Linked DNA regions of Homo sapiens: all the other regions are linked to region 1. The links are chromatin loops, found by intact Hi-C in ENCODE. Cell type or tissue: endothelial cell of umbilical vein. All regions are shown on one strand. Region 1 overlaps LINC01924 (long intergenic non-protein coding RNA 1924). Region 2 has its middle 67 kb from the start of LINC01924. Region 3 overlaps LINC01924 (long intergenic non-protein coding RNA 1924). Region 4 overlaps LINC00305 (long intergenic non-protein coding RNA 305).

Evidence for each region. Peaks named below come from ENCODE experiments on the same cell type or tissue, not always from the same donor. Only the 100,000 strongest peaks of a DNase experiment are listed, where the experiment ranks them.
Region 2: a loop joins it to region 1, with 10 times the contacts of the local background. A loop is called at or near these places in 11 of 110 quality-filtered maps.
Region 3: it touches region 1 in a loop (7-fold over the local background); 2 of 110 quality-filtered maps call a loop at or near these places.
Region 4: a loop joins it to region 1, with 4 times the contacts of the local background. A loop is called at or near these places in 14 of 110 quality-filtered maps.

What each region holds. Positions count from the first base shown.
Region 1 is chr18:64,400,423-64,408,422 of GRCh38, reverse strand. It overlaps LINC01924 (long intergenic non-protein coding RNA 1924), which reads right to left. Exons shown (of 10, transcript NR_033881.1): 6 at 1,165-1,302. Among named protein-coding and RNA genes, the nearest start is that of LINC01538, 140 kb to the right of the region's middle. In endothelial cell of umbilical vein, no CTCF peak of the experiment used is centred here; a DNase peak (open chromatin) is centred at 3,072; H3K27ac peaks cover 1,769 bases.
Region 2 is chr18:64,033,131-64,041,130 of GRCh38, reverse strand. No RefSeq gene overlaps it. Among named protein-coding and RNA genes, the nearest start is that of LINC01924, 67 kb to the left of the region's middle. In endothelial cell of umbilical vein, CTCF peaks have their summits at 2,926 and 3,139 (motif pointing left); a DNase peak (open chromatin) is centred at 3,140.
Region 3 is chr18:64,330,503-64,338,502 of GRCh38, reverse strand. All of the region lies in intron 5 of LINC01924 (long intergenic non-protein coding RNA 1924), which reads right to left. Among named protein-coding and RNA genes, the nearest start is that of LINC01538, 74 kb to the right of the region's middle. In endothelial cell of umbilical vein, no CTCF peak of the experiment used is centred here; a DNase peak (open chromatin) is centred at 4,722; H3K27ac peaks cover 1,248 bases.
Region 4 is chr18:64,092,919-64,100,918 of GRCh38, reverse strand. It overlaps LINC00305 (long intergenic non-protein coding RNA 305), which reads left to right. Exons shown (of 7, transcript NR_190189.1): 5 at 2,279-2,342; 6 at 2,924-3,085. Among named protein-coding and RNA genes, the nearest start is that of LINC01924, 7.2 kb to the left of the region's middle. In endothelial cell of umbilical vein, no CTCF peak of the experiment used is centred here; no DNase peak of the experiment used is centred here.

The sequences.
Region 1 (8,000 bases):
TGCATCTGCGCAGCTGCATATTATAAGTTTTTTGTTTGTTTTTCCTTTCTTTCCTGAGACAGAGTCACATTTTGTCACCCAGGCTGGAGTGCAGTGGCACGATCCCAGCTCACTGCAACCTCCGATTCCTAGGTTCAAGTGATTCTCCTGCCTCAGCCTCCTGAGTAGCTGGAACTACAGGCGCCTGCCACCACACCCGGCTAATTTTTATATTTTTAGTAAAGACGGAGTTTCACCATGGTGGCCAGGCTGGTATCTAACTCCTGGCCTCAAGTGATCTGCCCGCCTTGGCTTCCCATAGTGCTGGGATTATAGGCATGAGCCACTGTGTTCAGCATATTATGAACTGGTCTTCATTTTCAAAGATGATATCTTTGAGTGGGCTGGAAGAAACTGTCTGTAATTTCACTTCTGGCTTTCACATGCTACGTCCTCCAACCTACTACCAGCAGAAATGTCCTTGAGTTGTTTTTCCTATCAAGAAATTGTGCTGACCCAGACTGCTTCTGTCTCCAGATTTGTCCTGTGACACATGACAAACATTTACAAGGTAGAGATCATGACCAGGGGTGCAATGTGTGGCTTTCGAGTGGAATGAAGCTAATTGCCCTACACAAAAATAGATCAATGATCTTGTTAGCACAGCACTCTAAGCAAATGTTTTTATGCAACAGGTTCAAATTCTGTGTGCAAACACAGAGAGGTGCACACAAAGAGAGGTGCACACTGTAAAATGCAAGACTGGTGACATCCAAATCAATCTAAAACAAATCCAGTCCACTTTTCATGTGCTAGAACCACTAATTCTTTTAATCAAGGTAAAGTATCTTAATTAGCACAAATAAGCATTTCTATGGTAACAGATGCATATCAAACTCAATATTTGTATTTGTGACATTTCTTTACTTGGATGAAAACAGTAGTCCAGAGAGTTTATGTATGCGTATGAATGTGTGTGTGTGTGTGTGTGTGTGTGTGTGTGTGTGTGTTTAATTGAATGTGAATATTCAGCAGGTTTATTATTATCCATATAAATAATACCATTAAACAAGAAAGTCGTGTGAGAAATAATATTCTCTTAAAGGTGGATTTTTGACCTTCTAGTTCAGTAGCAAACAAATAAATGAGAGATAACCACATGTTCACTAATTTTATAATGCCCACCTTAGAGATGCAGCATGTTCTTCGATAAAGTTCAAAAATAACATTCCAATTTTCAAAAAGGCTGGCAAACATATTGCCTACTAAATCTCAATGGTCCAGCGGCTTCTCTGGCTCAGTAATCCAAACAACATGTCATTCCTAGAGGGCCAGAAATATTGCTATTTGAACACAAAACAATCTGGAAAAAGATGGCTTTCTGCTATGATATATAATAAACCACTGGAACTTTTGTTGACAATCTAAGGTATAAAGGAACTTTCACAATCCAGAATTAAATCTTACAGCACCTACAGATTCTTGTGAACCTGGGTTCTTTTTTTTAAAATTTGAGTCATAGACAGTTGTATGGACATAGTTACACAATCTTGAAGACATCTATTGTATTTATTTGTATGTATTTTATTTTATTGTATTGTATTTATATCTCCATGAATAAGTCAGACTTGCTCTATCCAAACTGATTTTCACAGTGCATTATGAGTTTTCCTTCATATTTAGGATATTATACATTCTAGTTGCACAGAATTCTATGTTACTTAATACATTTGCAGGCTTTTGAAACTATCTTTTGTTTCACATCATTTCTGTTTTGACTTGAATTAATTCGTAACCTTGAGGCTGTATTTCTGCTAGCTCATTTGGAAAAAAAAAAAAGCTGTCATCTAAGGGAGGTGAATTAAAGTAGGTTAAAGAGAGAGAGAACTTTTGTTAACTGAAGGCCCCAAGACAAGAAGCATGATCTGTTCTGTTAAATAATCTCTTTTCATAATAATTTTACCCTATTATTTCAATACTGACCCATCAGCCTTGTATGGGGCAAAGGAGGGTATTATTTTGCATGACCAATTAAGGGACTATCTAAAAATACATTTAGCACTGTCAAACTTTTTTTCTTTGCTTTCACTGAAATGTTGCATGACCTGACCTGCTGTCAGGGTAGAAAGCAAAATGCTGGCTTTACAGTTGCACTAAGTTTAGGGATGCAGCATTGGCTGATATGTAATATGGTGCCACCCAGACAGGACCACGCTATTTCACAGCATTCTGAGTCAATTGAGCCTCATGACAGCCACACTGTCACCTGGCCCAACTGAGAAAATTTTCTTTCTTCTATCCTACCTTCATGACATCCTAAATCTAGAAATAACAGGTCGCTTCATTTGTACTATATTATGAAATCTGTAGTATATTACTGAGAGTTCAGGGTGTGTGTGTGTGTGTGTGTGTGTGTGTGTGTGTAGACATGGTCATACACGTGTACTAAATATCAAAACTATTCAATTACTCAGAATTTTCATTTGTAGTTTGATTGTTATAGTTAAAATGCAACCATATGTGAAGTTTCAAGAGATGGTAATACCAATTACCTCAGGTTTGATTGTTTCAATAAGGTATAGCAAACACTTTGTCACACCTTACAATTTGATAAGCACCTTCCTATGCACTATCTCACATCCTCACACCAATGCAGTGAGCCAAAAATCCTACTTTCTTTAATGGCACAAGCTCAGAAACAGATATGAGCTGAAGCCCAGGCACAGAGGACTAGTCTAGTCTACACCACAGTTAACTTCCACAGGGCAGAAAAGTGTGTGCAGAAATGAGAAGTGGATAGGATTTATCTTTGTTTCTTTTTTTTTCATTTTCTGCCCACGATTTCTTCACAGTGCACTACTCAGTGATCTCTTGCTGCTTTGTAGGGTTCTCTCAGAGAAAAAAACGTAGGCATGAGGAACACAAACAAATGAGATTTTTAACACCCATTCACAGAAAATAACTTTAATAAGAAATATTTGGTAATTTTGCCATCTACGTGGGAGCCCCATAGAAACAGTATGTTGTTGATATGTTTAGAATTCTCCATAGGAAATGAGCCAGCATGAAAGTACGCGACAGGATATATGTTCAAGCAACATCTGTTCATTCCAAAGATGGAATTTCAGCTAAGGTTTCACTTACTCATCCATTTACATCATGTTTTACTGCTCTCATTGGCTGAGAGCTCTTCCTTGTTAGACTGAATTCCACTTAATTTGTTACCTCCATTTGTACCTGAGAATAAGAGATAATGTGCTCAAATTTCACAAGTATCTGTCAATTATATTGTACTCTTACTTTTTCCATCCAGGTTCTAAGATCCTGCCAATAAATTTTACAAAATTGACAGTTCTCATTCTGGCAGAGCATCTTATTGAGGCTAATAAACAATTATATATCACAATAATACTAAAGAACAGAAGCTTAATTAGTACGCGTGCTATTGACTATGCCCCATTTATTAAGTTGAAACTTGACATGGAATCATATTTATACAGTCAGAAAATCACTTGCATACTTTCCTATGGAGGCACGAGATGAATTTCAATAGTATTTATAAAATCTTTTGTGGGCCTCTCTGGAAGAGCTGTTTTGAGGATTAATTGTTGACTCTAATGTGCTTATGATAACACATAAATGCTAACAAGTGACTCAAACAGGCAGCATAGCCATAAAAATAATGACGAGTTGACATCCTTTAGCTCCACAGTTTAAGGACAGGAGAGTGTGTAACTTCAAAATCAATGAAATAAGAGATATAGATACTTGAAAATTAGAAGCTTTGTTGTTAGTGAAGAGATAACTGGGAAAGTAGTAGCTTTACATATGGCTAGGCAAGTGGCAGTAAAATGTATAGAAACAAAATGTCAGAACAAGGAGAGACCTAGAGGATTCCTATATAAATAACATTACTTTATGGAGAGGCCAAGTGTCTTAGGCAGAACCCACAGCAACTAAAAAACAGTCAATTCTTTTGACTTTTAGTTTAGTTCTCCTTCCAATAAAACACTGTATCACATCTGCCCCTAGACAAAGTATAAAAGGCACATTTTTCTTTGCTATTCTTTCTTGCTTAATTTCACCCTCAGCCCAAAACTCCCAGGCACCACATGTGCTCAAATGCTGACTTAGGGGCCTTTTGTTCATTTCCTCTTTCATCTCAGCTCTTCTCATTCTCAGATCCTCTTGTTCCCAGATCTCACTTTATACTGTACATGCATGTTTCCACCCCATCAAACTTTTTTCTGCCACCTTTAGTTGCCTTTTAGGTATTAACTAATTCATTATTCATCATTAATGGAAAAATCTGCATACTGAAGACATTTTTACTGGATGTTTGCATTTTAATCGATTTACTAACTCCAATAAATTGATTTCTTTGATGACAATGTAGTCCTTGAGATAGGTCAATAACATAGATGTCTTTGGCAAAAGAGTCACTTGGTGAGTCACCAAAAACGAATCTTGCAGCTGAAGGCTACTTGACTACTTCCTATATCCCTCCTAAAGGTGAACAAGATGAGATGAATAAAAAGGTCAGTTTTTCAGAAGGATGAACTGGAAATAGAGTGCCCCTATCAAATACAACACTTCATTCATGTAGAACATTTCAGAAGCATTGCAAACAGAACAAAATTAGACAATTTTGCTCTGCTTGGAATTTTCTATTTTGTTTAAATTTTCAAACTTATTGTCATAAATGTTTTACAGTGTTTTCTTACTATCTTCTTACTCTTTGTATATCTGTGGTTATGTGTCCCCATTTTCATTTCTAATATTTTCCTTTCAAGTTTTCCATTTTTTTAGTTTTAATAAAGTTTTATCAATGCTTATATTAATATTGGTTCAAATACCAAACTTTAACATAATAAGCTTTTTGAATTTTATTAATTTATTTTCTACCTTAATATTTAATGTCTTTTTATTTCCTTTGGATGTATTCCTTTATTTAGCCTTTGCCTCTGAAGGTAGATATTTATCTGCTTTATCTGACCTATTTAGTTTTCTAATATCAGTATCCTTAGCTTTTTTTCCCTCTAGGTTCTTCTTTAGCTTCATGCCACAATTTTGATATAATTTTTTATTATAAAGATATAAGCATTTTTTTATTTCCTGTTATTGCTTTTCCTTTGACCCTTAAGTTAAATATAATATTAAAATAGCAACTAAGCATGGCCAGTAGGGAAATTATATTACAGTAAATAGCATAACTCAATATATTACCCATTCTTTTCATCAGCATCATTGATGTTTTAAAATTGTTTGTTTATCCATCCCTTCATTCATTCATATTTCCCCTACGGAACTATTTTATAATGAGGTCAAGATGTCATTGGTTACCATTTGGAAGAACAACATAAACTGAAAGAAGTTGAAAAACTTTGAATCTTAAACAAACTGTTTAGGCCAAAGAAGAAATAAGGACAAATATGTAATGGCAGAGTCTCATGTTGGCACCATTTTGCATCAGACTTCTTGGATTACTGATATTTACTTCATCTCTTTGACATTGCAACAGTCTGGTAGTGTTCATGAGAAATTTAAAAGACCTTTTCTAGGTCAGTAGATTTATAGAACCAATGTGGAAACTCCTGTTAAATGCCAGACTTTTGGAAACTTAATCAATCTTTGCTGCAAATAGGTCCAAGTCCCTGAGTGCTAGCTCTAGGAATGTAGAAAAATATCCAAATCGTGCTTTAACTATAAAATTTTTTTGCTTGAAGGAAATTGAAACTTGAAACTACCCTTTGATATTGCCTGCCATGGAATTTAAATGTAAAATTAAAGCATGAGCAAATTGAGAGACACACAGAAAGAGAGAGAGAAAGAAATAGAGAGAGAGAGAGAGAGATCAACTTCCATTTGCTCTATTTTGTCCTTAGATTGAATCTCACTTATGCATTCACTGCTTCATTCAACAAGCAAAGAGTAAGTGCCCATTATCACAAGGTACTGTCTCAGGTATAGCAATGAGACAAGCAGGGAACCTGATCTCACAGAGCTTACCTTCTAGTGAGGGGGTGAGAAACAGTAAACAAATATAAAATGTAGTTGTAATTGTTATTTAAAAAAAAAATGTAGGGCAAGATAATTCAGTGTCTGGGAGCCTACTCTGGAATGGTGATCACAAAACCTCTCAAAGGTGAAAACATTTAAACTGAAGTGTGACTATTAAAAAGAATCAAACTAAGTAAACACTCTATGAAAAAATCATTTCAGAGGGGGAAACAGCATGGGCAAATTCCACAAGGGAGGAATGAGACTGATGTGTTAAGGACATTAAGAAGGCAAGCATACTTGGAATATAGTAAAAAGGAAGAATCATACAAGATAAAGTCTGAGAGAGAGTGTAGGCCAGGATCCCTTAGGGCCTCGTGGGCCATGGTGAAGAGTCTGAACTAAATCCAAGATGATGGGAAGCTGCAGAAAGATTTCAAGCAGGGGACTGCCATTTAATCACATCCTCCTCATTATTCCTGCAGGCCCAAGGGCTTTGAAGATGTTTGGTCTGTAAATTGCCAAAACACTATCAACCTATCTTTAGTTTGGTACTACATAAAGTTTGGCTCCCAAGGTATAATTTGTAAACTAAATGATATTATTCTTATACTGTGACCTGGGGAAAAGAAAATATTCAGTGTATCAATTTCAAGTGCCTGGATATAAGAAGAAAATCTAATGTACTCTAGCTAGAAAGATTACAGTGCATCTTGTAAATATTTCTCCAGTGTATAATTCCCTACTTGGATGAGTTTTTACCTTGAATCAAACTTTAGTCTATTCTAGCCAAAGGAAAATAGAATACAAATTATGAATTCTTTCAAAAATAAAGGAAAAATGATATTCTACAATAAATGCAGAAGCCTGTGCTCTATTATCGTTCTTGCATCCAGAGATCATTGTAGAATGACAGCTTTGCTAACAGGGCATTTCTGGGTAAGGCCATGGTCTGCTGAAATAGAGCTATTAGGAAAACAAATGATTCTCTTTAGCATCTTTGCACTAGCATATGTTTTATGCAGCTATATCATGCTGTAGCCTCCCATTGATATACAGTGATTCTTCTGAAGTGTTTTAAAGACAAAGCAGTGGCAGAAGTTATCATTCACTTGCAATATTAAAAACCAACTAGAGTCATAAAATATCATAGAAAATATCACCCACCCTGAATTCTCATTTACCAAGGGTCAATAACTGATATTTTGATGCATTTCCCCTTATTCATTAGATTCCTTTACCTGATTAAATGTATTCTGTCACTGTATTAAAATGCTTACCTTTCCACATGTCTATGAATTCTAATGTTTTAGATTATTCTTACTTAAAAAAGCAAATTAAGGCACCTGCATGCTCTTTAATAAAGGCAAAAATCATCTCTTAAACTCTATTAAGATTTACTCTAAAATGATTACATGAACATGCTATTTTTAAATAACAGAAAGAATTTAAATACTTTCACAATTGGGGAACTTTGGAGAAAGCAAGAGAGGGATGTTAGTTATGATAAAGGTCAGGGTTTATGAAATGGAACAGAAAGGAAAACCTAAATTAAAGCACACTAATTAGCTGTGAACAGCATACATTCTCTCTATTCACACCTCTAACCAAGGCAATGTTCCAGGCAGGCATAGGGATGGGGCAAGATGCTTATAGTGTTTAAGCCAAGTATGGTTTGCCTACACCTGAGAAGCTTCTCATGGGATATTAGCAACATTACTTGGGCGTGGCAGCTGTTTATATTTGAAAACACCTATAAAAAGAAGAACAGACAAAAGACAGACTTTCTGATTCAGAACTTTTCAAGATGGAGTCCAGGCATCTATCTTTAAGAACACACTAAAGCCATCTTTTTCTAGTCATATCTGAACTTATCCCTCCTTTTTCGAAACATGCTTGTCAAGCAGATTTTTGTTCTTTCTTCTACTCCAGATATTTTATTGTCATAAATGCTTTGCACTATGCCTAGAACACTCAGTTTTGGATTTCTTAAAATCCAAAATCTTTTTGGATTTTCTAAA
Region 2 (8,000 bases), 370 kb after region 1:
TTCTCTTTTGCAGGCATCCATGGATTTCTGATCATTACTGGACTTACCAATCTATATGTAACATAACCCCTGACATTCAACATGTTTAAAATTCAACTCATTATTCCTACCCACCTTAAAACCTCCTCAATTCTTAGTGTTCCCAAACGTAGTAGTACCACCCTATGCTCAGTCATTCGAGCCAGAATTATGAGACACATGCGCCATATATGTACTTTCAGGGGGTCTCTTTTGATTTAATCTAGCCAGCAACCCTCCAGCCAGTCCCATTTCTACTGCATGTGACTGTCTTAGTTGAATCCCTTGTAATTTCTCACCTAAAATATTGCAACTGCTCTTCCTGTTCTTACCTGTTCTCCCCTGTTCTCCACACGGCTACTAAAGTGATTATTTGGCAAGTCAAACCTAACTGGGTCAACACTCAGCTTTAACTTCTCCCCATTGCTTAGAGAATAAAGTGTAAGCTCCTTAGCAAGGCATACCCAGTCCTATTCATGGCCTCAGTCTGCCTATTCTTCTAGCATTGTTCCCTGTTCATTCTACAAAGTCGTTCTGTGCAAAGGCTCATTAAAGCATGTGCTTGTTCTCTCATGCAAGGAACTTTTGCTCTCCTATTCGCTTCATTTGCAAGTCTCCCTACCCTTGACTGTACAGTGAACTCCTACTCATACGCCACCTCAAAATGAGCATCATCCTCTCCTCTGTGAATGGACCACAAGGCATTTAGAAGCTCCCTTCACCCTGATGGATATTATGGTGTAGATATCCCTACATCACAGCAATCATTACATTGTTTTATAGCTATTAATATTTCTTCACATCCTTCATGATCTATGATCTTTGAAGGAAAGTGTATTTGTCTTTTATATCTTTGTATGAGAAGTAGTACCATACAGTGTAACATCTTTTGAGCCAAACACATCAGACATTGGCTGAATGTTCTGCAAATATATCTGAACGTTTGTATTAGAGATTTAATTTCTCTAGTCCTTTGTTTTTTAACTTAAAATGGAGGTAAAACAAAATGGAGAATGCTTGATACAGTACCAGGCACATAAAGGCTCTCAATAAATGATAGATGCTGTCATTAGTGGCATCACCATTACCATTATTATCATTATTATTATTACTAATGATTTCCACTGTTCTTCTCAAAGCCTGGTACTCCTCAGGTAATCATTAAGTGTTTTCTGAATAAATAATTTATAATTATTAAATATATATATATGATTACCTTAAATGGTTATCTTGTTGACATTGACTCAGTTATTTGCTATTGTTCCTCCAATAACTTCTAAAGTGATCTTTTCAAGTAGATATTTATTAAATATTTATTGACTGAATTTCTCAGTGATCTTTTGCTTCTGTGGACAAAGAAAGAATAATTATTTCATTTCTTTTTTTTGGGTATATATATATATATATATATATGCTTTATGTACTACCGTCATTTACAATTTTATAGAAAATAATGAATGTATAGAGTTTATATTTGGATTCAACTAAAATTTGCTTGCTATTTAAAAGACTGTCAATAGAAATTAAAGTTAGGGCTTTTGAAAATAAGCCTGATTTAATATACTTAAGCCTCATGACCAGTTTTTAAAACTCTTGAGAAACAACTTGGAAATATCATATATTATGCACAGCCTAAGATTAAAGCACCCATGTTTCTCTCTCGAACTCTTCTGGAATGTAAAGCATTCAAGATTTATTGATAAAAAAGTAAGTGGGGCCAGGTGTGGTGGCTCACATCTGTAATCCCAGTACTTTGGGAGACTGAGGAGGCTGGATCACTTGAGGTCAGGTGTTCGAGACCAACTGGCCAACATGGTGAAACCCCATCTCCACTAAAAATACAAAAACTTAGCTGGGTGTGGTGGTGCACAACTGTAATCCCAGTTACTTGGGAGATTGAGGCAGGAAAATCACTTAATCCCGGGAGGCAGAGGTTGCACTGAGCTGAGATTGCATCACTGCACTCCAACCTAGGTAACACAGTGAGACACCATCTCAAAAAAAAAAAAAAAAAAAAAAAAAAAAAAAGGAAGTGGCATGTTTGTAGATTTAGTTAATTAATGTTAATTAAGCAAAAGATTGTAAGAAACCCTAGTGTGGTAACATAGCTTTGCTTTTTGTAGATATCCTGATGTGACTATAATGCTGTCTAGGACGCTGGAGAAACATCCTCCAAGTCAACATCCTCCTGTGGTCCTGTTGGCACCCTCCAGTGATGCTGGGTAGCCAGTGTTGTGTTGGCACTTGGTATGGCTGCTCTGGGTAATGATGATGATGACTTCATATATGAGTGTCAATTGCCTCATACTCCATATTGTCAGACATTTTGCAAAATGTTCTTTGTTAAACACATTACAAATGCCTATTTTGACCACAGAGTTTCTGAGTAAAGCCAATCAAAAAACTACCAAAAGACTGCTAACTTCAACAAAACTATTACAAACTTCAATGGCTGGAAAGACATTGAGACCAACAGTTTCAATCCCACCCTTTCCAAGGGAAACTTTTAAAGCCTTCATATCCTTCTAACTCACGAGACATCATCCCAGTAATGGACAAGAGTTAGAAACACAAACTTGACTGACTGCCTTTCACCAGAAAGAATATTCAAAAATTAGAGGAATATGACTATCAAAAACATTTACAAAGTATATAGCTATTACTTGAAAGCTATATCTATATATTTTTTTTCCTTATTTTACTATACATAAGAAAAAGACCCTTTATCTCTGTGGCTACTTTCTGACATATTTCTCACCGAACTATAACCTAAAAGACTCCTGAAAAGGAGATTTTTGCATGTGGCAGTAACACCAGTCCTGTGACAGGGAAAGAGCAACCCAGGCTTCTATTCCCTTGTCAGTCATCAGACCACTGTCCATTTCCATACCACATGGCCCATACTCTCATCTTTTCACCAAAATGAGCAGCATTCATAATTTCTAAATTTCAAAGATGTATTTTGTGAACTTTTACTGGAGTTGAGTGCTTTAGAAATAAGGCAAAAGAGTGCTATCGTCAGGGAATTCATCTCACCCTATTGATAAAGCTCAGATCCCACCTGTAGTGGGGGTTCTTGAGTTTAAACCATGGTGAAAATGTGTACACTGCTGACCTCTGGTGGAGATTTTTATTTTACTCTTTTTTGGTTAACTTGTCTTTGTGAAACAAGGGAATTTTACACCAATTACCTTCATAATAGCAAACACAAAAAATATTTTTGAAGTCAATTTAAATACTGTGTGGGACCTGTCAGATGCACAGATGAAATTGGGACAGATAACCTATCAATTTGCTCGTTGCTTACCTGCTAGTCACTCATTAACTTAAAAGTACTTTTAGTGTCTCTTAACTCTGCTACAAAAAAGATTGGAAGATTGGATATTGATGTATGTCCAGTGTGGCCCATTTAAAACATCTGCCATAACCATTTAAAAGCTGTTAATTCATGTCCATTTACCTATCCACACGTCAATTACAGCTAGTGAAATGCATTTGTCAGTTTTTTTCCCCCTTCCCTTCATCTCTGAAACATTCTAACACAAAACTGTGCTTGCTGGAAAAATCTGGTGATTACTAAATTAATGTTTTATTTTTGTCTTAGCATGTCTTTTGGAAAAAACACAGTCCTGATTGTCATATTCTTCTTATGCTTAAGTGCAACAATTGGAACTCAAGAATAGCCCCATGCTTTGCAGGATATGAAAAATAGTTTGAAGTCCAAAGTTCCACCCTCCATATCTAATGATGATCAGTGACTCCGTTACAGAAAGTTTTCCCTCAGTAAACCCGGAGGAAGTGGGTACTTCTTATATTACAAAGATACAATGGCAATCTGTCTGCATGTGATTTTTTTAAAAAACATGGGACCTCTGGATTCTAATTTCTAAAGTTTGAGTAACTTTGGACAAGTCACTATCAGTCACTAAATGTCTGCAAATCTTAGCATAAGAGACACAAAGTTCTTGGAAGTAAAGAGAGGTATTGTGTAGACAGGGACTATCTCTCTGATATATGGCCAGAGACAAAAAATGATGAAAAGCCCAGCCCTGGGAAGGTCTGAGGGAAAAACCAAGCAGAAAGAACAATACAGAACAAGCTCATTTCTTGGAAGATCAGCAGGTTAGTGGGCCCCAGAATAGAGGGATGGAAATGATCAGATGGGACACTGAAGAAGTAAGCAGCTCAGACCACACAGTTCTTATAGACCATACAAAGAATTGGAATTTGATTCTAAGTTTAAAATGGGAGCCATTGGAAGGTTGGAAGCAGGAGAATCATGTGATTTGATTTCAGCTTTTAAATTTTCACTCTGGAGGCAGGGAAGCTGGTCAGGAGACTATTGCAGTAGGACAATATTGCAGAACATGAAAGTGGCTTGGTCTTAGCTGCCGTGGCATAATGAATAACCAAGTATGAGGTGCACAGTTAAAAACAAATTTGAAATGTGTTTTGAAATGAAATGTGTTTTGAATTAAGTTGCATGCTATGACAAATATTATCATTTAATTCTCATTTTTTAGATTACAGAAGCTTAGCATTTTTTTTTTTTTTTAGACGGAGTCTCGCTCTGTCACCCAAGCTGGAGTGCAGTGGTGTGATCTCGGGTCACTGCAACCTCTGTCTTCCAGGTTCAAGTGATTCTCCTGCCTCAGCCTCTCAAGTAGCTGAGACTACAGGTGCGAGCCCCCACACGCGGCTAATTTTTGTATTTTTATTAGAGACGGGGTTTCATCATGTTGGCCAGGCTGGTCTTGAACTCCTGACCTCAGGTGATCTGCTTGCCTCAGTCTCCCAAAGTGTTGGGATTACAGGCGTGAGCCACTGCACCCAGCCTGAAGCTTAGATATTAAGTGATTTGTCCAATGTCACACAACCATTTGGTTGCAGATTTAGAATACAAACCTAGTTGCCGTGGCTTCATATCTGTTATACCTGTTACTCTAGAATAACACTTAATAGCACCAACTTAACATTATTATGAGACCATGGGCCACTTTTAAGAGTTACAGAATTTTTGAGTTGGTAGGAACTTCAAAGATTATCTCCTTCCACACTCTCGCTTTACAGATAAGGAAACCAAGGGAAGTTTTGTATGTTTGTTTTTTGTTTTGTTTTTGTTTTTTCCAAGTTAACTGACTTTCTAAAGCTTGCTCAACAAGTAACGGACAGGGATGGCAACAAGTTCAAGTATCTTGATTCTTAGAGGGATGTTATTTCCACAACAGCATAGCAAGTCCATTATTTGGTGCTTTCTATGACAGGAAATAAAGACATATTTTGAAAGTATGGAGAGAATTTTGCCTACTTCACAGTTATATCCAAATTTATCTTGTTCTTCAAAATAATGGCATTTGCGGCAACCTGAATGGAATTGGAGACTATCATTCTAAGTGAAGTAACTCAGTAATGGAAATCCAAACATATGTTCTCACTCATAAGCAGATGCTAATCCATAAAGACGCAAAGACATAAAAATGATACAATGGGCTTTGGGGACTCGGGGGAAAGGGTGAGATGGGGGTAAGGGATAAAAGCCTACAAACTGGGTTACAGTGTATCCTGCTCGGGCGATGACTGCACCAAAATCTCACAAATTACCACTGAAGAACTTACTCATGTAACCAAACACCACCTGTTCCCCAAAAACCTATGGAAATAAATAATAAAATAAAATAAAATAAAATAAAATAGAGAAGTTGATTTGGCTCACAGAAAAAAATGGATATTTTACATGGTTTCTATGTATATAATTAGACATTTGTTCCTTAAAAAATAAAGATATTTAAGACACTAAAACAAATAAATAAATTTATCTGGTTCTTTATTAAATATCTATTGAACATCTATTTTCGGGCACTATAATAGATTATAAAGATTTCAAAATTAATGTTATAGCCCTCTAGGAGATTGTAATCAAGTGGGAAAGACAAAAATAATGCAAAAATATATTTCAATATAACATGGTAAAAGCCAAAACACAGAAATAAAGATAGTCATGAAAACACAGAGAATGGAGCGATAACTAATCGTATCTAGAAGAGTGAGGAAAGATCCAAAAGTGAAATTTTTTCCAAACCTTGGCCAATAAGCTAGGTGATGATTGGCTTTGATTTTACCCCACGAGTAATGGATGCTAGGCAGACAAGAATGAGATTTTCCCTCTTCTTGATATTTTCAAGATATAAAAAAGGGAGAAAGTATTTCCCAAAAATTAAGGAAGTAGAAGAACTGAGCTTGTCCGTGAAGGCTCTCCTCTCTGATCATATTGGAAGAAGGTCATAACAACATTCTCAGGTTATGTGATGGTAGCTCATTCTAAATCTTTATCAAAAAATGCATTACATTTGTGGTTCGCATCTCCAAAGCTGTGTCATTTCACAGCCGCTACATGCTTTCATGCTATGCATGGAAAAGAAACTCAAGGGTATCCATGGAGCAGTGCTACTATTACTGTTTGGTTTCTTTTCTCCATCTACCTCCTCTCCCAGGATAAGCTCACCCTCCTCTCATTACTCCAACCACTATCTACATGGCTAAATCTCAAATTCATGTCTTCAGGCTAGACCTACCAGAGCAAGAAGGACAATTTCCATGTGGATGGTGTTGAGGGATGTCTCTTTTTCTTGATTGCAATTTACAAAGCAGATATCCAGAGCTGGTTCAGAAGAAAAACCTAGCGGCTGAGTCAGAATGTTCAAAATTAAGAGATTAGATCAAAATAACAAAAAAAAAGTACTAAATGTAAAATAAAGAGCACTGATGACCTCTGCTTTGTGGATCCCATTATACCACATACAGTCTTCTAATATAACACCAGCCATATTTTACTGGGTTTTCTATTTCACATATGTCTCTTTCTTGTTAGAAAATTAGCTCATTAAGAGGAAGGAATATCTCTTGCTCATTTTACATTTCTGGTGCTTAGACCAGGGCCTGGTACAGAAGCACTCAACAACAACAAAAAAACTACATGAATGAGTAAATAAATTAAAAACCATCCTGAGGTATTTGGGGCCTTCATGGTATCTATTACATCTTAGCAGAATAATAGAATCTCTGAAGCATAGCAAGAGAGGGTTGTTAAAGCCCTCCAGGTGTAACCCCACTCATCAAACAACCCTCTTCTTATCTGTGTCATCTGAAGACTTAGGGTGATAGAAGACTCACTGTCTTCTAAGGCCATTTACTAATCTTTGAAAGGCTTAAATGAGAAAGTTGTTTGTTTTAACAAGCTGACAACTCTGGCTTCCTCCCATACATTCTAGCTGCATCCTTAGGGCTTTCAGTGAGTAAATACAATCCCTCAGAAGATGCTTTGCTATCGATTTGAGAGCCTTGTCTAGGCCATATTTGATTTCAGACTGAACTTGTTACAAGCTTTAAGTCTTTTCATTCACAAATCCTAATAAAAGATTATTAAAAAACCAATTGAAATTGCTCAGCACAGCAATATCGAAGTGATGGGTTCTTTCTTGAGGTCTTACCTTCTTTTAATCAAGAAGAAAGAAAAGAACTATAGACTGTTGACAGTAACCATGTGTTATCTACTTTCCGCACACTTCTTTTCTTCATCTAATTTAATTCTTCTAATCAAATCATGGTATTATCATTTTCCCTTTACAGGGAAGCTAATAGGCATTGTTTAAAAGCCAACTGTTCCTGGTTCAAAGATATAATGACCTACATTTGATGTTATGTTGACTCAACTGAAGGACTGTCATAAATTAATGTATGAATTTTAAAACTAAATACATTCTTTAAATTGCAGAGAAATTACCTCCCTCTAGGTAGGTACCATAGATTTTGGAATTAAAGGAATCATGGCTTTATTTCCTGGCTTTACTTCTTCATAGCTAGGTAACCTAAAGCAGGCCTCGTAACTTCTCTGGGATTCAGTGTTCTAATTTGTGAAATTATAGTAGTAACATAGACTATGTAAGGCTAAAGTGAGGATAAAATGGAATCACATATGTCAAGGT
Region 3 (8,000 bases), 70 kb after region 1:
GAACAATGAGTTTGGAGACTTGACTTAGAGCTATATTTGCTTACCAAGCACAGTGTGTATTTATTCTGCATGTTTCTTTGGAGTAGCTACTGGGGATCCAACATAGACAGTGGTGGCAAGCACCTCTGGGCAGTTTTCATAATCCCTTGGTGATGCACCACTGATTAAGGTAAAGCAAACACCCTTTCAGCAGCTGGACTTGGGGAATTAGCTGCCCTCTCTTTCTTTCTCCTCCCCAAGCTTTTCTGGACTATTGATCAAATGCTTGTTCCTGTTACTCCTCTAACACAAATATTGGCAGCATTAACAAGGCAGAGAGGGTCATGTTCCCACACTCCCCCCATAGGCTTCTGTATTTCCTTCTTAGCCTCATTTTCAGCACTTTGGCTTCAAGAAACCAGCTCTTTGGAAGCACTCACGTCACCCCAACAAAATTCCATAGGGCACCCACAGAGACTCCATTCCAAACCACCAGAGAAACTGAATGGGTGGGTCTGAGCAGGCCAGTAGATGAATGAGGCTTTAGTCTTACATAAAACAAGCCCACTTGTGGGTTGTTTTGTCTTTCTGGGCAGACAGTACTAATATCCTCACCTTCCAGTGCATGGCCCCAAGCGCTCACCTTCTGGTGTTCTGTGCCAAGATCAGTTGCACAGTTCCAAGGGTTGCTCAAGCTACTGGGGTCGGGAACAGGGAATTAGAAAACTGAGACTGGGTGTGCACTTGCCTCAGAAAATAGAGTCAATAATATAGCTGTTAGATTCTGTTCTTTCTTCATGGGCAAAATATAGAATATCTATTAAGTAACAATAGGCGGTGCCTTAAAAAACATAGGGATTGAGGGCTGGGCGTGGTAGCTCACGCCTGTAATCCAAGCACTTTTGGAGGCCAAGGAGGGCTGATCACAAGATCAAGAGATCAAGACCATCCTGGCCAACATGGTGAAACCCCATCTCTACTAAAAATACAAAAATCAGCTGGGCATGGTGGCACACACCTGTAGTCCCAGCTACTCAGGAGGCTGAGGCAGGAGAATCGCTTGAATCCGAAGGCAGAGGTTGCAGTGAGCCAAGATCATGCCACTGCACTCCAGCCTGGGTGACAGAGCAAGACTTTGTCTCAGGAAAAAAAAAAAAAAAAAGATAGGGAATGGGACAGAGCATTTCCTGTGACCCTCTGATAACAATGAAGGGGCTGACTAGGAGTTTAGGAAGGACCACAGAAAATATGCAGTTGATGGCAGGTCACCTCCTAACTTCCTCACTCTTGTCGTTCCTGCCCTGTTCTCCTCTTCTGGGACTTTTTGTTACCACTTCCTCTTCATTCTTATTTTTTTCTCAACAGCCACTGTCCAGTTGTGACAGCAACCCTTTTGGAGACCTAACCCTGCTAGATATGAGCACTCTGGTCAACACTGCATGAGAGCAAGGTCCTGATTCCATTTCGATGGCTAAAGCTGTTTTTCTGTCTGGCTGAGATGAACCACTGACAAGTGGAAAGCACCGTGCAAATAATACTGACTTGGGGTTTAAGAGATTCCAGTTAAAAATCCTAGCTGCCACTTGCACACTGTTATCACTTTAACAATGCGCTTGAATTTTTTTGAAGGTTTTATGCATTTGCAAAATAAGGGCAATAATCCCAGTTTTAACTTGTTCTAAGAAGTATAATACTGCATATAACACTCCATGTATTATAAGGGCTCAGTCAATGACAGCTGCTATCATTATTTTAATATGATTCTAATCGCTCTCACATTACCTTCTGTTCTTTCTATTCTTCAACCCGTCACTACTATTGTCTGAAGGAAATGAAAAAAAAAAGTCAGCAACAAAATTCTCTTATTTATGCTTTAGAATAGCAAAATACACTATTCAAGAAGACTGATCAGAAAGATTTTCACTTTTGCCAGGAAAGACAAAGATTAAATTATTGGGGAATGAGATCTTTTCACTAACTTCCATAGTGAAAAAGAACTTCTCTGACCCCACCCCAGCCCCGACCCCTGAAAGCTGTTTTCTTCTCTCTTCTTTCAGGGAAAGAGACCACACTCCTTAATTTCCACAACATGCCAGGTGCTTTACTAGGGGCCATTCACACGATCTTCTCTCGTTCTCACAAAGATTCTCTGTCCCCCCTCAATCTTCCCCTTCCAGGTTTCCTTTCTAGGTAGAGCATGTTCTCAAATATATTTGCAACCCCTTTATGGAACCAAGTGCTATCGATACGTTTTTTTCCTTTCCCGTGAGTAAGCTTCAAATGTAAAAAGGAAAAGCTAAATGTGAAATGATTTGCAAATTTCCATCTTCATCACTATAAAACCATTTCCTTTCCCATTCACCTCCACCTTCAGGAAAATACATGATGTTCTGCTCTATTTTATTTAAAGTTAAATGACTGAAAAAAGAAATGTTAGAAAATATAGAGTTCTCTTTTGCTCTGGCACTATTTGTCTTGTCACTGTTTTATTTTTCATGTTGTTCATCAACAGAAATAAGAACCTCAAACATTAATAAAAATCCAAGCCCTGAATCTTTAATAGATACTCTAGCATTGCCCTAATTTTGAATAAGAGTCATGAAGGAAACATTAGACTCATAGACTCCTGTGTATGTGGACTTAGTGCTTAGATAACCAAAAAGAGAGTTTTATATTCAAGACTCAATTTTTGGAATGAAATGTCTGTCTCTAAAAGTCTTACTATGATGGTGTCTGGCCTAACTCCATCCTGTTTATTTTTAGCCTTCACAAGGACACTTGTTTGTATCAGAAGGTAATTAAACAATAATAAAAGGATAAAAATTATAAACACACCATTCTTTCCAGGAGTATCTGTTGCCCTGGAGAAGTGACATCAAGCCAGCCTCAATGCCCTCCAGGGGCTGATTCAGGAGGCTGAGGCATGCCCAACACAGAGGGACAAAGGAAAGTCTACTGGGCTTGAGTCTGAGCTTTTTTTTTTTTTTTTTTGGGGGGGGGGTGGTGATTTTCTTACAGATGGGATAATTCTGAATTTCTTGACATGTTTCATCACTTAAGATAGACTCAAAAGATATTCCTTTCTGTAGAAATTAAAGCCCCTGAGAGAGTAAAGGCAAATAAAATGTATACATTATTATTTATGCAGTTTTCACCAATGCAGGAAAGATTTTTTTCCTTATAATGAAATCAAATTCCTAAGAGGGACGGCATTTGCCATTGTTAAATGTGGAGGTGTCTCCTTTCTAAACATTCTTATTTGAGAAGTCCTTGGTGGGCTGTCTGCCTACTCCTAACCATTAAATTTGCTAATAGGGGAGAGATGGGATGATTCAGAAACTAGGAGATATGGCATGGTTTAAATCCACCCTAAGTTATTATAGAATGAAAAGTTTAATCATCTGACAACTGTTAAAAAGTCTAAAAAGAGCTAGTGGCTGCTTTCCAAGTAAAATATTAGTGAAAATATATCCAGAGAAATGTTGGTCTAATGGAATTTCTTAATATTGATACCAAATAGTTCCAGGCCAAGAATGAAAGTCCCTGATGATGGAATAATGGGCGCCTGTACATCTGATCCCAATGAGTGGTGCTGATCTCACAGCTAGCCCATGTCCGTCTTCTAACCACTTCAGATAAGAAAGAACAGATGGGTGCTGGTGCTGGTGTGGTGACAGAATTCTCAGCTGGCCCCATATGGTACTGGGATGAACTTCCCATTGGAGAATGAGAATCAGTGGATTCTCAGATGATTTCTAAATCCATGCTTGATTCTAAAGGCTTGGCCAGATGTCTCTAAAAACCTGGCTTCAGATGACCATGAACCCTGCAGTTCTCTTTGGTAGGTTTCCCATAGCTTTCTTGGGTTCTGAGCTGATGAAGAGCAGTGCACCTGCCACTGCAGCCTCCTCTATCCCTGGGGGAAAATGCCCAGTAGAGTATGTTGAAAGAGGTTTCCTCTTTGCAGATTGTTAGAATCTATGGTCTATGGAAAGTGATTTTCTGTTGTTTAAAAAGAATTCTCAAATTCTAGAAGATAGAGATGTTATATTGTACAGTTTTGAACATTCTTAATTCCTGCCAGCTTTTAGTAGAATGTTCTGAAAAAGCAGATGTTGGACATGAATCCACGCTATGCATACCTATTTAACCCAATATCCAAGTTTTGGCAAACTCCAGGGAAATTTACCAAAACCAACCTGAAGTGAAATTAAGTAATAATAATATGGAGAAGACAGATTGCTATTCTAGATAATTTGAGAAAACAAATGAACTCTCTCAAGAAAAATTACCGGTCTTCTGAAAATGTAAGAGAGCTATTGTTTACAGTGCAGACATGACTTGTACTTTCAGAACAATCACAGTATGGGATTTCATCACCTAAACATAAGTGAGGGGCCCCTTAAAGGGTTCATCATCAATGCCAAAATTATGAGCCAAACTTCATACTTCCCTCCAAATTGTACAATTTTTACCCCGGCATTATTTGAGAGGAGTATTAATGTTTCTGTTCTCTATATTGTCTGATTAGCTCCCAAAGTGGCTCCAACCAAACCATCAGTTTTAATCAAAGACTTTTGCTTTAAAACAAATAAGAGCTCCATCATTTTCACATCTGACACCAAGACAAGAGGAGACAAGAAGGGGTGGTGTGGCTGCACAGCAAATCATATGTCTTAAATGTTTTCTGTCCATGTAACAAGGAAAACAGAGCGTAAAATAGTCATGAGTCACTGATGATATAAAACCCGGAAACACCCATTTCCTAGGAAAAAAGAAGCAATGAATTGCACATTATCTTGAATGTCTTTTTTGTTCATCCGCATAGGAAAATGCTTTTGAATGTGCCATTGTCAGTGATTGGCAGAGAATAATTATATTGTTCCTGTATAGTTTTGAAAGATTAAAAGGTAGATTAAAAAATAATTTAAAGGTAATAGTGTACATAGCTATTTCTCTTCAATTTGTGTAAATAGTCAGTCACCAAAATGGAAAAAAGAAAAAAGCTCTCTTTGATAATACACACTGTTAGGCAGAGTGTCTGTCATTTCAGCATAATCAGATGAACTTTTGTTTGCAAATTATAAATTATTCAGAAAGCTTCTTATTACAGTTATGTGGTTGTTTACTGTGGGAGGGAGGGGGAGCTCACTTCATTTTCCTGATGTACTCTCTAAAAATGGAGACAAAAATAAAGCATTTGGCACATTTAGTGGGAGTGGCTGTTTCAAGCTAAATACAAAAGGAAGACAAATGCAATAATTGGGCTGCATTTATGAAACCAAAATATAATTGCACTCAGGGATTTTGCGGCTATTTCTTCACGTGTGACTGGCTGTATAACAGACTCTTATATAGTATGCCCATAGACTCCGCACTTGGAGGCAGGGTCATTGTTCTTACTGAAGGTCACAATTCAGATCTGACAAGAACAAGTCCAGTGTCCAAAAGCAAACTGCCACTTCGAGAAGCAATCAAGCAGCTTCCACAGGGCTGATTGCCTCCAACTCCACCTCCGGGCATTTAACAAAGTGGCAGCCAGGTCTTGATTAATCAGCAGAGGCACTAATGAACCAGCCTTGCCGGAGGTTTCCTGCTCTCTCTGATTCCTAACTGCCTCTTTAGTGAATGACTTGGGGCCTCAAGTGAGCCTTACACAGACAGCCCCATTTCTGCCTGGGCACAGACTTTTGATGACAGAGGAGAAAGTCCCGCTAACTGGTGCATTCATGTTGCTTGTTGTTGTTCAAAATACACCTCATATAAATATTTAATATGGGCAAGTGAAATGCAAGGAGATTGGCTAAGGATGTGTGCTGAGAACTTGACTCCTGAGTTTCATCGTAGAGTACTTCTGAGGGTCAGAAACACTCTACGTGCAGCTCCTAACACAGTCGAGGCACACAGCAGGCTCCCAGGACACACTACCGGGTGTTGCTTCCATTCGTAGTTAACTAGCTTTAGGAACCTGGCAAGGGAAAAGGGAAAATACGTCTGCGACTGGGCTCCCCAGAAGCACAGTCTGAGTTGAGCATTCAAGTGCAAGTCGTTTACGCCAGGAGGTAATTCCACAGAGCTCTGAGGAAGGAGCAGGGAAGGGAGACGGGGGAAAGAAGAACAACAACAAAGTTTGTAATATCAGCTAAATAGCCACTGTGGGCAACGGAAGCTCAATCCCACTGGAGAGCTCAAAGAACCGGTAAGGACAAGCATCTGGAAGTTACCCCAGGGCAGGATTACAGAGTGTTCATCTCCCAGCTCCTGTCAAGTCACTGGTTGAGAGCTGCCAGGGTGAAGGTAGTGGATCTACATCCTCGCTTGTTGACCTGCCATGTGCATGGGGCATGCAGGCATGAGAGCAAGGTCCCAGGCCAAGAGTCGCGAGTGCTGCGAGTTGGGTGGTTCCTGGAAATACGGCCAGGCACTCAAAGCATCTGCTTCAACCCCAAAACCAACGCAAGCTTGGGGTTCAAAAAACATATATCATCTCAATTTTCCTCTACCCTTTGGATTAATCTATTGGTTTGTAACCCCCCAAACACTCTCTGAGCGGTTGCTGAATCTGCAGCTCAAAAGTCTGAGTAGCAGGAACATGTTGCTTGAGATTTTTAAAATTTTCCATACATAAGCTGTAAAGCAGAATCATAACCCTTCAGTATGTGAGGTGTTACATGCCACTTGCTGAAAGTGCATGTTCCATGTCTCTAATGATGTTGGTGCTATAGACAGATTTTCTGGTACCAAAACCCTGGTCAAGTCTACACAAACAAATAGGTTATGAGAGCTGGGCCAGGACCTCTTAGTTTCTGCTTAGACCCAAGAGGGTCTGAACACATAGACAAATGTTCATGGTGGAGAGTCCTGAACCACTGACAGCCCTCCATGTTTGGCGGAACACATGCAACTCTCAACATGACTTCACTATGCAAATGAACACTTCAGATTTCAGTGAAAAAGAGCTTTCACAAATTCTCTGCCAGCATCCTGTTGCTCACCAATTATGTTCTTTTTTATTCAAGTAAATTATTTCTACTTAATTCTGTCAATGTTTCATAGGAAACTACAACTTACTGATTATAAACTAGTCATCCATATTATTTTCTACCGCATAAAACTTTACAATCTTGATCCTACATATTTAGTGTATCAACACTATGCATTGACATAAATAATGAAATGCACAGTGAATATCCAATCTACGAATGTTAGTCATCAGAACCAAAAGAAATTACAATAATCAGCAGCGCCCCTTGCTTCTCATTAATTATTGCCTTTGGAGTTTGAATTGGACTCAGTGCCTCTCACTTCCTGTTCTTAATTGTTGTTTAGAGATGCTGTGGGCGATTAAACAGCTCTTGCTTTTCATTCTAGAGGGGGCTAGATGTGGTGGCAGTTAAAATGTTAGGATCCCTTAAACAAATAGCTTCCTGTTTTGTGTCCCATCAGGATGCAAGTGCAAGTCTGAATCTATAAAGATCTTGGTGGTCGGTATCCTAGCTGCCTAATTGACTCTCTCTCTCCATATGCCGCAAGCAAATAATTAGAACAAACAAAATATGTAACGTTTCTACCTCCAAACCACCTGCTTCCTGAGCTTCCCCAAGTCTTTCTTGAGCAGTTGCATAAAAGAAACACTGAGAAATTGAGTGACTTCCAGGATGAAACATGTCAAAAAATTTCCTTCCACAAAGCTTAAAAGGAGAAATAAGGCTATTATCCAAACAATTCAGGCACCCCTTACCCCTGCCTAAAGTGTCCGTGTAAATTATTTGCCGAATGTGATCATTTTAAATTTCCCTTGCAGTTGTTTAGATAAAAGGTGGATTTATCCAAAACATTTATACCTTAAAGATTCTTCATTTCACATTCCAAATAGTTGAGGAGTAAAAATATAGTCATATATTTTGCAACTCCCCTAATCTTGATAGTCTGAAATCTCATCTGCCTCACTCACAAAAACTTCAGTCTTTTGCAACATTTTCTCTTCCCAAATGTCGCTGCAGATTCCCAGGGAGGGGACA
Region 4 (8,000 bases), 310 kb after region 1:
TAAATGAGGATACAAACACACTCTATTGCAAACAGAAGAGTCATGACACTCTTCACCAGCAGCCTTCCATGGGACATTCATTCATGGCTCTCCCTCTCAAAAAGCCCTGAATCTGAACATAGCAGGCAACTGCCTCATGTGACAAAACAGGAAGCCATATATGGACACACAGGTGCACGAGTCTCTCAAGTGCTGATTTTCAAATGCTGTAAATCCCAGGAGAAATACACAGCTATAACTGCATAGGAGGCAATTTGCCAGAGAAAAAAAGAGAACATTTATTTTTGATTTCAAGTAAAAAGAGAAAATCAATTCATTCAAAGACTTTATGAGTCATTTCAGTTATTTGCACTCACTTGCCTAGGGATGTGGGTAAAAGTAGGGTAAATTGGGCTTCCACAAATAACCAGTGAAGAAGATGGACTGATTTCACAATCCTGGCCCTGACTGCTTCGAGTTGTACTGGGAAGCCCCTTGAGGAAAAGAAAGGCCCAGCACCGGGACAGTCCTGAGGTTGTGGTGAACACACAAGCCCTCCTGTGACGTTCTTTCTTCATACTTTCAAGAAGTTTCATGTAGCGGAGAGCTCCAATTGACTTTTTGTGTATTTAATTAAATGAAATATGATGCTTGAGTAGCTTTGAGGGGGTGTTAAAGAATCACACAGAGCAAACTACTTTGGTCTACAGCTAATTACTTTATCTGTTACACGAGGCTTTTTATAAGGCAAAAGAATCCTGTCATAACAACCATCTCCCCTGAAGAAAAAAAAAACAATATTTAATGGAAAACTTAAACTTCTTGGAGTTAGCCAGCCAGCTTTCTTGTAAAAATAATTGGATATTAAGTCTTTCTTTAAAAATATATGTGCTATGTCGAAGTAGGGTTGCATTATAAATAGAGACTGCTACTAATTCAGTTGCAAACTGTAACTAGCTTTCACTTTATATTAATGCCCAGGGCAACACGGAACACCTTACAGCTTTGCACAACTTTGAACTTATTTGTGTTCCGAAAAGCTGTATGTATGTTAACAAGGAACCTGAGAACACACCATTTTTTGTGCCGTTTGACTGGCAGACTTTGCCATGTAGAACATATCAAGTATTCAGGAAAGGGCAACTCACAACTTGAAGGATGTAAACATTACAAAATCCACCATCTGCAATGAGAAACGAGGATCCCAGTACCTAATAAAACCAAGGGGCTGGATTTTATTCTCCCTGATGGTCAAAACCAACTGTTTGCACTCAGTTCCGAGTTCTTACCATTACACGTTAAATCCTCTGTGAAATCCTACTACAGGAAAAAGACAAGGTAAACTAAATGAATTCAGGTGACCAGCTAGCAAAAAAGATTTTTATTTTCAGGAGTGAGATCATTTCAAAGCTTAAGACCAACTATATCACTGTCGGTGCCTCTTCCATCTCTGGGTCCAACCCTGCCTCAGCAGCACCTTGCATCTTAACCACTGAAACCTGTACTTAGTTCTCAGCAGGTTTTAAACATCTGCTGACCTCTCTGATTCCCCTATGAGGCTATGAGTTTCTACGATTGTGCCTCATTCATCTTTTCACCCATCACCACCTCACAAGATCAGTGATTAATAAATAGGGCTTTTAAATAAATGTTTAAAATCACAAATTTAGAGAGTACACATGTATGAAATGTGACCATATTTAGGGACCATAGAATACACAGACAAAACATTAAAACAATGTTTCCAGGTATATAGCATTTAATATATTATTATAAGGAATATCTGCTTTTTAAATTACAATATTTGCACCTCTTCAGACAGTAAAAGTAAATGAATGATTGGTGATAAGAAGGAGAAGGTCAACAGGAATAGAGACAGGATATCTTCTCCTCTTACTGATTTGAATAATATCCCTCTATATCCTCTCTGCTCAAACACCCCACTTTCCTTCTATTCATGGGATGACTGAGGTTCCTTCTCCCTCAGGTCTTTCTCCTTCCTTACATTGTATGAAACTTCAATGCTCCTTGTCACTTGGCTTAGTGCCTTGACCCTACCCAATATTTTTGTCAAATTTAAGCCAACCGCACACATAACTTCAGAAAGAGGCTTGGGGTCATCTAAACCAGGCTGGGTGCAAATAGAGGACACGTCTAAGGCTGTTCAGGTCCAGGCTTTAGATGAGCACTGATTCACACAGAAGAATGGGGGACTTTTACACTCCCAGGGTTACTCACTTTCATTGTGTTTTGCAGCATTCACTGAAAACAACAATTTATTTTCTTTTTTCACTTGCAGGATGGAAATTATCTGGTTCCACCCCTGGATATGATCAACCTTCATAGACTGTGCATTATACATGGTGAGTAACCATTTCAAATTCTTTCTTTAAAGTTACAAACCTAAGAAAAAAATTAACCCTATTTATAGAGTTTCTCATAATTTGTTTCCCAAATTAGAATGTTACTTATGAGTACATGAACTCACTTCAAATTTTCTACTTCTGTTTCAAGATGTAAAGCCACTAATTGAATGTGGAACTGGTGTGTGATCCATGCCAATTAAAAAAGAATTATCCTCCTTATTGTTGCATTCTGCACTCTAGGTTACACTTCTAACTGCCATGATTTTTATAATAACAGAACTCACTCCTGGGTCTTCATTTTCTGCCGTACCTATAAACACGGTCAGGTTTATGAATCGCTTACGAAGGCACTAGGAACTGAAATACTAGTTTTTAAAATCTGAATATTGACATAGAAAAAGGCTTCAGATTAGATGGATAGTTTCAACTTTTATATTTCTAGTATTATCTTTAATGGACAATGTTGGTCAGAGAACTTTGCCTCTGTACCTTTATTCAATAATACGTAATAAATCTTTAATTTTGTTGTTGGTTAGTTGTTGCCACCTTGCTCTCCACTCTCCTGTCCCTTATCTCAGTAGCCATCTCTGCGACCTGCAAAGATGAAAAGGGAAAGCAGGAGATGGAAACTGGTCAGCAGCCTTCTGGTTTATCAGCCACACTTACAAAGGTCAAATGTGCAAAGCGTCAGAAGACAGTGGTTAGAGTGAGATTCTACATGCTCTCAATGAAGAATAAAGGTAAGTTCAATATTTCATGAAACAAAAAGTTTTTTAAGTTATTATAAAGGAATGTTTCCATGGCTACTTTTTTATTAGTATTCAATATGAGGACTTGAAATAATATTACTTCTGATAATAGAGTGCTTAAAATTTTACTTTTTTTGCAATCTAAAAGCTCCCTCTTCTGACCACGCGGAGTAGTTCTTTATAGGCTCTTTTTAAGAATGTTCTTTATATTTTTTCTTTATTTTATATATATTCTACTTTAAAAACTTTCATAAGTCTTAATAATAAGAACAAGCAAATCTGAAATTATATAAAAGACACCTTGTGCTCAAACCTTGGACTGGAAACATAGCAATTACAAGTTTTACATTATTGTTTCCCTCCAAAGTTACAGTAAGTTGTATTTCTAAGACAATAAGAATCCATTGTCTTGAGTAGTAATTATAAGCTGCTTTTTGTGGCAAATATTGTGTTACTGAATCACCAGTGGTGGGGCAGACTCTTTGGTTTTTACAAAATAACATAATTGTATATAATATAAATCAAATACAGAAAATCTTGAAAATATACAAATAGATTTAATTCACAGCAATTAATTCAGCTATTAGCATCTTTAAAAATACATCTTTCATGGCTGCATAATATTCTACGATAAACACATATTACAACTTTCTTAAATAATCACATATGGATAGTTATATCCAGTTATAATGATGGAAATATCATTACACTAACATAACTTTATAAAGTCCCTTCCAGAAGCATTATGCAAACTTACAATTCTGTAGACTGTACATGAGTTCTCACCATGTCCTCCAGAATTCTTAGCATTTTAAATATTTACTAAATTTATTAATTTTTAAAATGCTATTTAAAAATTAAAGTTTTATTATAGTTATATAAAAATATTATTCCTCTAGTTATTTTGGCCATTATTATTATTATTGTACTTCTCTGTAAACTAACTTTGTGTTCATTAAACATTTTTCTAAGAAAGCATTCAAGATTTACTTGGGAATTTCAGTAGTTCCTCATATGTTCATTAAATATTTTATTATTGTGTTCTTTAACTTACTACGTTTTGTAATACAAAGAAGATTTTAATATGTCATATAGTCAAATCCACATTCCTGAATGGAAATATTTATTCCCATATTATATTCATTAATTTTTGGTATGATTGTTTATAGTTGGTGGTGTAATTCATCTAGAATTAACTTTGTTGTATACTGTAAAGATACAAATAGCATTACATTTTCCTGATAGTTAACGCTCGACATTTAATAAATAATTCATATTTATTCAATGGATTTTAATACCAACAGGATTATACACTATAAACTTCTGTATATGTACCTATTTCTGGTTTTACTATTTTCATTTATTGATTTCTCTATCTAGTCAGCTATGTTAAGCATTTTAACAGTCTAGTTAAGTCACTTTTTATTATCCCTGTTTTTCAAAATATTTTTGCTGTTTCGGACATTGATAATTTTACATTTTAGAACCATTTTGCCAAGTTTTTAAAAACTTCTAAGATTTTTAAGATTTTTGTTGGAATTGCATTAAATTTGGGAAAAACTAATATGCATACAATCCTGAGTCTTTGTATCTAAGAGTAAAGACTAAATCTTCATTTCTTCATATCACTTTATCAAGTTTTATGTTATTATGCATAAAGATTCTTATGTATATAGGCACTTGCTTCTTAAGTCTATTTGAGTCATCTTATATTATCTATGAACTCTATCCTTAATAAACTCTTTTAAGTAGCATATAGGAAAGTTTTATTCATTTTTTAATATTTTTTTTTATCAGGACCATTACAGAACTCTGTGAGAATTCTTCTAGCATTTTTCCCATTTTATTGTTGAAATTCCAAATGTTCATGGGGAAAATTGAAATTTTTGTTTCTTTTCATAACATTTCCCATGTTTCATAAATTTTTCCAGATACTCATTGATCTCTTTTATATGAAGCTTGTGTATTTCTTCAGCTCATAAAATTCCTTATTTCATATCTTCAAATAGTTCCATTTGTTTTAGTCTTTTATTCAGAAACATTGATTATGTATATATCGAAACTCCAAATGTATTCTATCTGCTATTTCTCTCTGATCTGTTTCTTTTCTCCACCCACTTTCTTTGTGTTCTGTTAGGATCCTCAGGTGAGTTTTCTAGCCAGTAAGTAAAAATTCTGCAGTGTTGGTTCTGTTCTTTAATGATGAAATGCAGTTGTAAATTCCAAAATTGCATTTTTAATTTTCTTAAATTATTTCACTTCTTTTAGATTCCTTTTGGTGTGTTTTTAGTTTTCAGATAGCTCCTGTTTCACCTTAGTCTCATAGGATTCCATGTCATCTTTCACTTCTTCTATCAAAAAAAAAATCTCCTCTTGTCTTATATTTTAGTGAGATCATAAAGCAGGTATTGCCCAAATATAATTTATCTTCTGCAATAAATCTCTTCAAAACTAGCTCCTTTCCTGGATGTTGAGTACTATGTCCCTCTCCTTATTTTGAGCTGCAAAATCTTTTCACAGGCCTCCTGTTGGCTGTTTTCTATTTACACATCCTTGAGAGAGGAGAGGTCTCTCCTAGCCTCATGCTTGCCTGTAAATAGAGTAGGAGGATTGTCCCTGTGTCTCCTCACTATCCATCTGCTTGCTGTTAGAAATCGCCTCTCAAATTTTAAGCTCAAAAGGGGTATTTTTTGTCATCCTTGCTGTTTTAATTTAAAATTGCTTTGCCCTTTTAGTAAAGCCAGCAGCCTAAAAGAAATGGGGAAGAATCATAACCATGATCAGTCAAGGCTAATTCTGTTCAGTCTCTTCTCTGTATGGCTCAGAGGTCAGTTTTCTGTATCCAAATTTGTTTGTCCTGGTCTCTATGACAGGTACACAGATTGAGGCTTCTTGGGAGTCTTGCTTGCCCAGAAAGAAATTCTTTTATTTTATTTTATTATTTATTTATTTATTTATTTATTTATTTTTTGAGATGAAGTCTTGCTCTGTCCCTTAGGCTGGAGTACAGTGCAGCTCACTGCAAGCTCCACCTCCTGGATTCAAGCGATTCTCCTGCCTCAGCCTCCCAAGTAGCTGGGATTACAGGCACCTGCCAACACACCTGGTTTATTTTTGTATTTTTAGTAGAGATGGGGTTTTGGCATGTTGCCCAGGGTGGTCTTAAACTCCTGACTTCAGGTGATCTGCCCCCCTCAGCCTCCCAAAGTGCTGGGATTACAGGTGTGAGCTTGGCCCAGGAAGAAATTCTGCTTTACCAAGGGAAGGCTCACTGCTTAGGGGGATGCCTGGCTCACCACCAGCTCTCTGCCTGGTTCAGCCATGCTGGAAGCTCCAGACATCCTGGAGGATCTTCCCTGGGCTGATCCTTACTCTCCAGCAGCAGAAGTGCTTCTGAGGGTGTTGTGCTCTCTGCCCACAGTCGACCCTCACCCCTCCCTTCACCACTCCAAATAAGGGAATATCCATGGGGTGCTGCCAGGACTTGCTTTCCTTAATTTCCATGTTTGTATCATCTTTTCAGAAGGGGACCTTGTGAAACAGTCTTCAGTGTTTTCCTTCAATTGTCCTCCAATTGCTCTCTTCCAGCAGAAATTATTTGCACTTTCTCTCAGATGATTGACTCTTTTCCCTAGTTTTTAGTAATAACGTTCTTTTAGTTTGCTATCATTTTGGCCATTTCACAGGAGATCTAGGAGGAGACAAATGAAATGCCTGGACTCCATCAAGTTTCATCTTACCAAAATGCCATTCATTCAACTCTTCTCCCACAGACCCCAGGTATAGCAAGGGATTTGCATTCCCCGATCCAGAATCCCTTCAGCGGAAAACTATTTCCCTTTTTTTCGCAACTGATGGTACTTTTCTATTTCTCATATTTTGTGTGCACTTCTTTCCAATTAAACTGTAAGTTCTTTGAGTAAAGGTGGGGTGACCAATGCCTCCTGGTTTTCCTAGAACCTCTCATGTTTTGAAACTGAAAATCTCCTGTACCAGAAATCTTATAAACAGGGATGGGTGGCTATGCTGCTCAAGGTCAACATATGCTCTATCTTTAAGCCCCTTCCCAGCTCTCATCATTTAAAACTCTCTTGCCTATAGCAGAAGTTGATGACACATATATTAAATGAGTCACTTTTCCCCATGGCTACAACCCCTGTGACTACAAGAACATATTGACAGGGTAGGATTGGCTGGGTACAGTGGCTCATGCCTGTGATCCCAGCACTTTGGGAGGCCAAGGTAGGTGGATCATTTGAGGTCAGGAATTCGAGACCAACCTGGCCAACATGGTGAAACACCATCTCTATAAAAACACAAAAATTAGCCGGGCTTGGTGGTACACACCTGTAATGCCAGCTACTGGGGAGGCTGAGGCAGGAGAATTGCTTGAACCCAGGAGGTAGAGCTTGCAGTGAGCCAAGATCGCACCACTGTACTCCAGCCTGGTGACAGAGCGAGACTCCATCTCAAAAAAATAAATAAAATAAAAATAAAAATAGGTTAGGATTAGCCTACAACTGCTAACCAGAGCAGCTAAGTGAACTAACTGGCTGTCAGGTATATTCATGTGGGGAAGTTGTGAACTTTTTGTAATAAAGTAGCCTGGTTGATTATCTCTAGATACTTATACATTTTTAAAAAGTCCTCATCGCTGGAGTGGTTTCAGGCATAATTGCTAAGAGTAAAGTATGGGTGGAATGATTCCTTTAAGGCTAATATTTTTATAGACTCGCTATGACACCATTCAGTGGACATGCAAAATATATTTTCCGAAAGCATTGGTGCCTCGGGCTGTCCTCCACAGCCATTTAAAACATTATAATGAATTGCTTACTGGATGTGTGATAATACACTAAATGTGCTTTGAGATATGTTCTCTGTCCTAAAGAAGATTTTGTTCAGA